Regions from separate parts of the Homo sapiens genome. Here region 2 is linked to region 1. A link is an interaction called in ENCODE POLR2A ChIA-PET data of the cell type or tissue named here. Cell type or tissue: Caco-2. All regions are shown on one strand. Links, peaks and the distances in the headings refer to the core of each region. The heading gives the core; the rest is flanking DNA.

The links. ChIA-PET counts read pairs that join two places held together with the same protein. Peaks named below come from ENCODE experiments on the same cell type or tissue, not always from the same donor. Only the 100,000 strongest peaks of a DNase experiment are listed, where the experiment ranks them.
Region 2: POLR2A ChIA-PET joins it to region 1 with 6 read pairs; 3 of 35 experiments call an interaction of 5 or more read pairs at or near these places.

The regions. Positions count from the first base shown.
Region 1 is chr19:1,236,879-1,239,771 of GRCh38, forward strand. CBARP (CACN subunit beta associated regulatory protein) reads right to left here and starts at 1,127. Exons shown (of 10, transcript NM_001393918.1): 1 at 878-1,127. It overlaps CBARP-DT (CBARP divergent transcript), which reads left to right and starts at 1,050. Exons shown (of 2, transcript NR_186324.1): 1 at 1,050-1,348; 2 at 2,486-2,642. RefSeq lists a silencer at 1,045-1,264. In Caco-2, for the core only: no CTCF peak of the experiment used is centred there; a DNase peak (open chromatin) is centred at 1,252; H3K4me3 peaks cover 1,611 bases.
Region 2 is chr19:782,139-785,031 of GRCh38, forward strand. LINC01836 (long intergenic non-protein coding RNA 1836) reads left to right here and starts at 658. Exons shown (of 2, transcript XR_001753829.3): 1 at 658-1,192; 2 at 2,677-2,893. LOC101928450 (a long non-coding RNA gene) reads right to left here and starts at 470. Exons shown (of 2, transcript NR_187752.1): 1 at 66-470. RefSeq lists an enhancer at 211-784. In Caco-2, for the core only: no CTCF peak of the experiment used is centred there; DNase peaks (open chromatin) are centred at 593 and 1,463; H3K4me3 peaks cover 1,999 bases.

The DNA.
Region 1 (2,893 bases), core at 89-2,588:
GGGCGCGAAGCCGCAAGATGGCCGCGGCCGCCTCCCCGCCGTGCCCAGCCCGGGCGCCCGGAGCATCCCCGGCCGCCTTACGCTCGGGGGAAACTGAGGCGGGGCGCGGCACCAGGGAAAGGAGCCGCCTGGACGCTGTGCGGCGCAGCCGGGTGGGGAGGCCCGGGAATCGCAGGGGGTCGGGGCTGGCGCCGGGGTGCTCGGCGGCCCCAGGTCAGCACCGCACGCGCGAGACCTTTCCCGGAGCGAGAGGAGCGCACAGGCGGCAGCCGCTCCTGCCCTTCCCGGACTTCCGCCCACACGCGACAGCGGGAAACTGAGGCCCAAAGCCGGGCAGGGTCCCGGCGGGGGCTGGTGTCCTCAGCGCTCCCGGTCACAGGCTGCCCGGGCCCTGGTACTGGGGGAAGGGGCCGCATATGTAGGTCGGGAAATGAGTTCAGGCTGGAGGGGGTGGGGACAGGCGCAGGATGGTGACCGGAGGCCGGGGAAGATGGCAGGAGGCCGAGGGGAAGAGGGGGGCTCCTGGGGGAGGCGGCTGCGGGAGCCGAGGGCGGAGGTTCCCCACGGGGCAGCACCGCGCCCCCGAGCCGGCCAAGGGTGGGGATGGCGAGCCAGGGGAGGCAGGGACCCGACGCCAGGGCTGAGCCGAGACGCCATCGTCCTCGCCCGACCTCACAGGGAGAAACTGAGGCTGGGGCGGGGCCTGAGCGGGGGTCCCTCTGGAGGCAGCCGGGTGGGGGGCGCAAGGCCCGGATCTCGGTCCCCACGCCCGCCGGACTCCTCCGCGCCCTCCCTCCGGCCGCTTAGCCCACAGCCGGCTGCGATCCCCGGCCTGTCCCCCGTCCGCCCCCCGCAGCCCCGAGCCCGCCGCGCCTACCTCAGCGCCGGGACGAGCGGCCCATGGGCGGCGGGCTGGCGGCGGGCGGCTGCGTGGCGCTCGCGGCTGGCTCCGGCGCCCGGTGGCCGCGGAGCAGGCGGAGAATTTATGAATGGAGAGCGCGGCGCGGGGGAGGCCGGCGCGAGAGGAGGGGCCGCGCACGTGACCGCGTTGGCGGCGCGCCCGCTCCGCGCGCCCGGTGCTGCCCGGTCCCCGGCCCGCCGCCCCCGCTGCGCTCGCCGCTGGGTCTGGCTGGCTCCGCGCCGGCCACCGCCTCCCCTTCCCTTCCGGCGGGGCGGGGGGCGGAGCCTGCGCTCCCGGGCGCCCACTCCGCACGCGGAGCCGCCCCCCGCACCCGCCGCGGCGGCCGAGCCCCGCCCCCGGCCCATCGGCACGATTCACCTCGCCCGGTCCTGAGGTCCCAGGGACGCAGCTGGGGGTGTCCTGGAATTCACGACTCTGCAGCCCGAGGTGCGCCGCGTGCGCAGGAGGGGGTGGGGTCCGGGGGGGCACGGACTCCCCTCTCACGTTGCTTGGTCCGTGGGGGTTCTGGGGCGGCACAGCCAGGGCCCCTCGGCCACAATTCCCCTTTAAGCTGCACAGCCCAGGGTCTCTGGACACAGGCGCCCCGCCTGCTTCCCCACGCAGGTCCCCTCTGGCACTGTGGAGGACTCGCCATGCCTCTCCTGCCCCCTCCCCTGTGTGACAGCGATCACAGACCCCGGCACAAAGCTGAGCAGAGCCCATCGGGGCCCAAACGTGCACTCACAGAGGCCTGCTCCTCGTGGGGTGACATCAGAACGACACCCGCAGAAACCCAAAGCCCAAAGCTGCCCCCGCTTCTCCCTCTTAGACCATCGAACCTCATCCTGCAGATACTCAGGCCACACACCTGCCACCAGCCTGGCCCGAGCGCCACCCCAACCCCTCTGAGCCCACGCCTAACACCCCACAGCGCCTCCTCTTTCTCGTCCCAAAGAAAGGCTGACACCGCTCTGGCACGTGGCTGGCCCAGCTCAGCCTCCCCGCCTCTGCCCTTGCAGGTGCCCTGTACCCAGGCCTCTGTCCATGCAGCCAGAGATTCACCCCGGTTTCCTTCAACTCCTTCCCCAGCTTCACAGTCTCGGCGCTTCTGCTCTTGGCTTCCAGCCCATGCCTGGGTCCCCTCCTCTGCTACGTCCCTCCAAGGCCCTATGCCTTGCGCCTTGCCTGTTCCTGTGTGCTGTGGGGCCACCACTCCGATAGCTGTGAACTCCAAGGGCAGCCCCAGGGAACCTGGTGCCAGGCAAATGGGAATTGCATGGGCAAAGGTTTTGAGGCAAAAAAGTTTGCAAGTCAATGCCTGTGAAGGAAGCAGAGAAATCGTCTTGTTCCCAGCAGGACCATGACATGGGCAGGCTTCAGGGTTTTTTGTATTTCGGTTTTGCTTTTTGGAGAGACAGAGTCTCGCACTGTCGCCCAGGCTGGAGTGCAGTGGTGTGATCACGGCTCACTGCAACCTCCACCTCCCGGATTCAAGCAATTTTCCAGCCTCAGCCCGGAAGGTAGTTGGGACTACAGGTGCGCGCCATCATGCCCAGCTAATTTTTGTTTTGTTTTTTTTTGTAGAGATGGAATCTTGCTATGTTGTCCGGGCTGGTCTCGAACTTCTGGGCTCAAGAGATCCTTCTGTCTCAGTCTCCTAAATTGTTGGGACTACAGGTGTGAGCCCCCACACCCCGCCAGGTTTCTGATTTTTAATAAAGACTCCCTCTGGCTGTGTGAAGAAAAGGTACCTGTACTAAACGGGGGGAGGCTGGGGCCTCCTAGGCAAGAGATGGTAGCCGCGGTGGCCATGCTGGGTGCACAGGCCGGGACAGGGCGGAATTCCAGAGGAACCCCAGGTTTGGGGCTGGAGTAATGGCGCCCTCACCCGTGGGCGACCCTGGAGTGGGGACTGGAGGGAAGTGGTTCCACGAGTGAGACTGAGTCTATTAGGCCTCCCAGTTTCCTGGAGTGGCAGCTGGATATGCGGTC
Region 2 (2,893 bases), core at 306-2,805, 450 kb before region 1:
GGGCTGGGGACAGAGGGGGATGAGTTTCCAGCCAGGCGGCCTGGGAGGGTAGCTTTAATCCCCACCTCGGTTTTGTCTTAGAAGCAGTTGCATGGCTGTGCTCCAGGCCGTCCAGGGTTCAGGCTGAGCCACCGTCTAGGTCTAGACGTCAGTGTCCATCAGGACCTGGCGTGCCCTGCAAGCAGACATGTGCTCCTTCGACCTCCGTCAACCCTGGAGATGAAGCAGGGAAGGGGCCCTGGCTGGAGGCTTGGACATCCATCCGGAGGGGCGGAGTGGCCTCGAGGCGGTGTGTGAGTCCCCGGGGAAGATGCAGGGGACGCTGGGTGGCCGGTGGCACGAGTGAGGCTCGGGGTCCCGCAGCCCCCCGTGGTGTGGGTGCCTGAGTTGGGGGGTCCTCGAGGAGGACAAGGGAGGGAACTGAAGGGGGCCAGGACACCCGGTAGCTTGGCTGCCGGGGGCTCTGTGATATGCTAAGTCCCTCCTGCTCACCACTAAACCCAAGAGGAAAAGGAATTCCTGGCAGAGTCCAATTTAAAGTCAACAAACAAACAATGTGGGAAGGAGAGAAGGAATCCCAGGAATGTGGGCGAGGTCCTCCTCCCGCCGGGGCCACCCTGGACCCGGCGAGAAATCGAAGGTCCCCCAAGGACCCACGTCCAGGAGCCAACAGCCTCTCTGTGCAAACCAGACAACCCTGCAGGAACTGTGCTTGAAGAAACCGTGGAAACTGCCCCCAACCCTCCCGTCTCTATTTCTTTCTCTGTTTTATTATCTCATTCTTGGCTGTGAGGTAAACAGGAGAAAATGAGAAGGTGGTTCTGGAGGACCCGACCGAATTTGCTTTCGTGACAGGGTCAAGCGCCCTTTCCTCGCCGGCCGCAGCCCTCACCAAAGGGGATTTGGGGGCCTCCGGACAGGGGTCCTGAAGGTTTTGAATTGTTCAATCTCTGGGGGTACAGGAACCCCTGCAGGAGGTTTCAAAGGCAAGAGTTTCGCAGAGAGAAAAAAACCATGAACTTTGCAGGTTGGTGGCGGAATCTGGTGATTTAAGAAAACGTGTTTAAGCCTCGGCCGGGCCGCGCCTGGGCTGTCTGCGGTGCTCTTCCGGAATTCTCTACAATATCTGGAAGTGACCAAGAAAATTCCAGAACCCGGAGGCTGCGCCGTGGAGATAAACATGGGCACCTGGGTATGTTTGTTTTTATTGTTAGGACCTATTTTATCACAAGCAAAAAAAAGGAAGCTGCCCAGAAATCCAGGGGTGATGGATAGAAGGCGATGGGGCCTGCAGTGGCCCAACGGATTCTAGAATTTTCCTCTAGGAAGATGCCCGGGAATTTTAACCCTGTTGGCTCGACCCAGAAGCTCGGGGTGGCAGGGAAAGGATCACTGTGGCCTTCCTTCCTTCCTTCCTTCCTTCCTGGAATTTCGCTCTGTTGCCCAGGCTGGAGCGCAGTGACGTAATCATAGTTTGCTGCGGCCCTGACCCCAATGGCACAAATGAGCCTCCTGCCTCAATCTCCTAAGTAGCTGGGACTACAGGCATATGCCACTACGCCCGGCTAAATTTTTTTTTTTTTTTTTTTTGAGACAGAGTTTCCCTCTTGTCGCCCAGGCTGGAGTGCAGTGTCGCAACTTCGGCTCACCACAACCTCCGCCTCCCAGGTGGAAGCGATTCTCCTGCCTCAGCCTCCCAAGTAGCTGGGATTACAGGCATGAGCCACCACGTCTGGCTAATTTTTGCATTTTTAGTAGAGACGGGGTTTCGCCATGTTAGCCAGGCTGGTCTCGAACTCCTGACCTTGTGATCCACCCACCTCGGCCTCCCAAAGTGCTGGGATTACAGGCGTGAGCCACTGCGCCCGGCCCATTGTTTATTTATTTATTTTTGTAGAGACAGGGTCTCGCTGTGTCACCCAGGCTGGAGTGCAGTGGCAAGATCACATCCCACTGCAGCCTCGACCTCCTGGGCTCAAGTGATCCTCCTGCCTCAGCCTCCTGAGTAGCTGGGACCACAGGCATACGCCAGCACGCCCAGCTAATTAAAAAAAAAAAAAAAAAACTTTAGCAGCCAGGCACGGTGGCTCACTCTTGTAATCCCAGCAATTTGGGAAGCTGAGGCGGACAGATCACTAGAGGTCAGGAGTTTGAGACTATCCCTGTCTCTACTAAAAATACAAAAATTAGCCAGGTGTGGTGGCGCACATGTAATCCCAGCTACTCCGGAGGCTGAGGCAGGACAATCACTTGAACCCGGGAAGCAGAGGTTGCAGTGAGGTGAGATCGTGCCCCTGGGCGACAGAGGGAGAATCCATCTCAAAAAAAAAAAAAAAAAATTTCCGGATGGGGTCTCGCCACGTTGCCCAGGCTGGTCTTGAACTCCTGAGCTCAAGTGATTCTCTCACCTCGACATCCCAGGTTGGTGGATTACAGGCGTGAGCCACAGTGCCTGGCCCTGGCTTTTCTTCTTGTTTGTCAGGCTCTGCTGTTGTGATAGGAAGGCTTGAGGACTTCAAAGGGGCGGCTGGTGTGCGGGGTTGGGGACGATGGCAGGGACAGGAGGGAGGTGCTGTTGGCATGTGTGGAATGTGGCATTGGCGCTGGATGGACGGGTCTGTGTGCGCTGACTGCGTGTCCGATGCCAGGGCCTGTGTTCCCCCTGCACGTCCCCAGGAAGGAACTGCTGGACCAGCAGAATGAGGGGCCAACGCCAGGGGCAGCACTGCCCGGCCACAGAGGACTGTGGCCCCACAGATGACACCCTCAGCTACCAGCTCCTGCATCTGGAAGATGACCAGGAGGAGGAAGGACGGTCTGCAAGTGTTCAAAGTGATGTTTCCAGGCCGGGCGCGCTTGTAATACCAGCATTTGGGAGGCTGAGGCAGGCGGA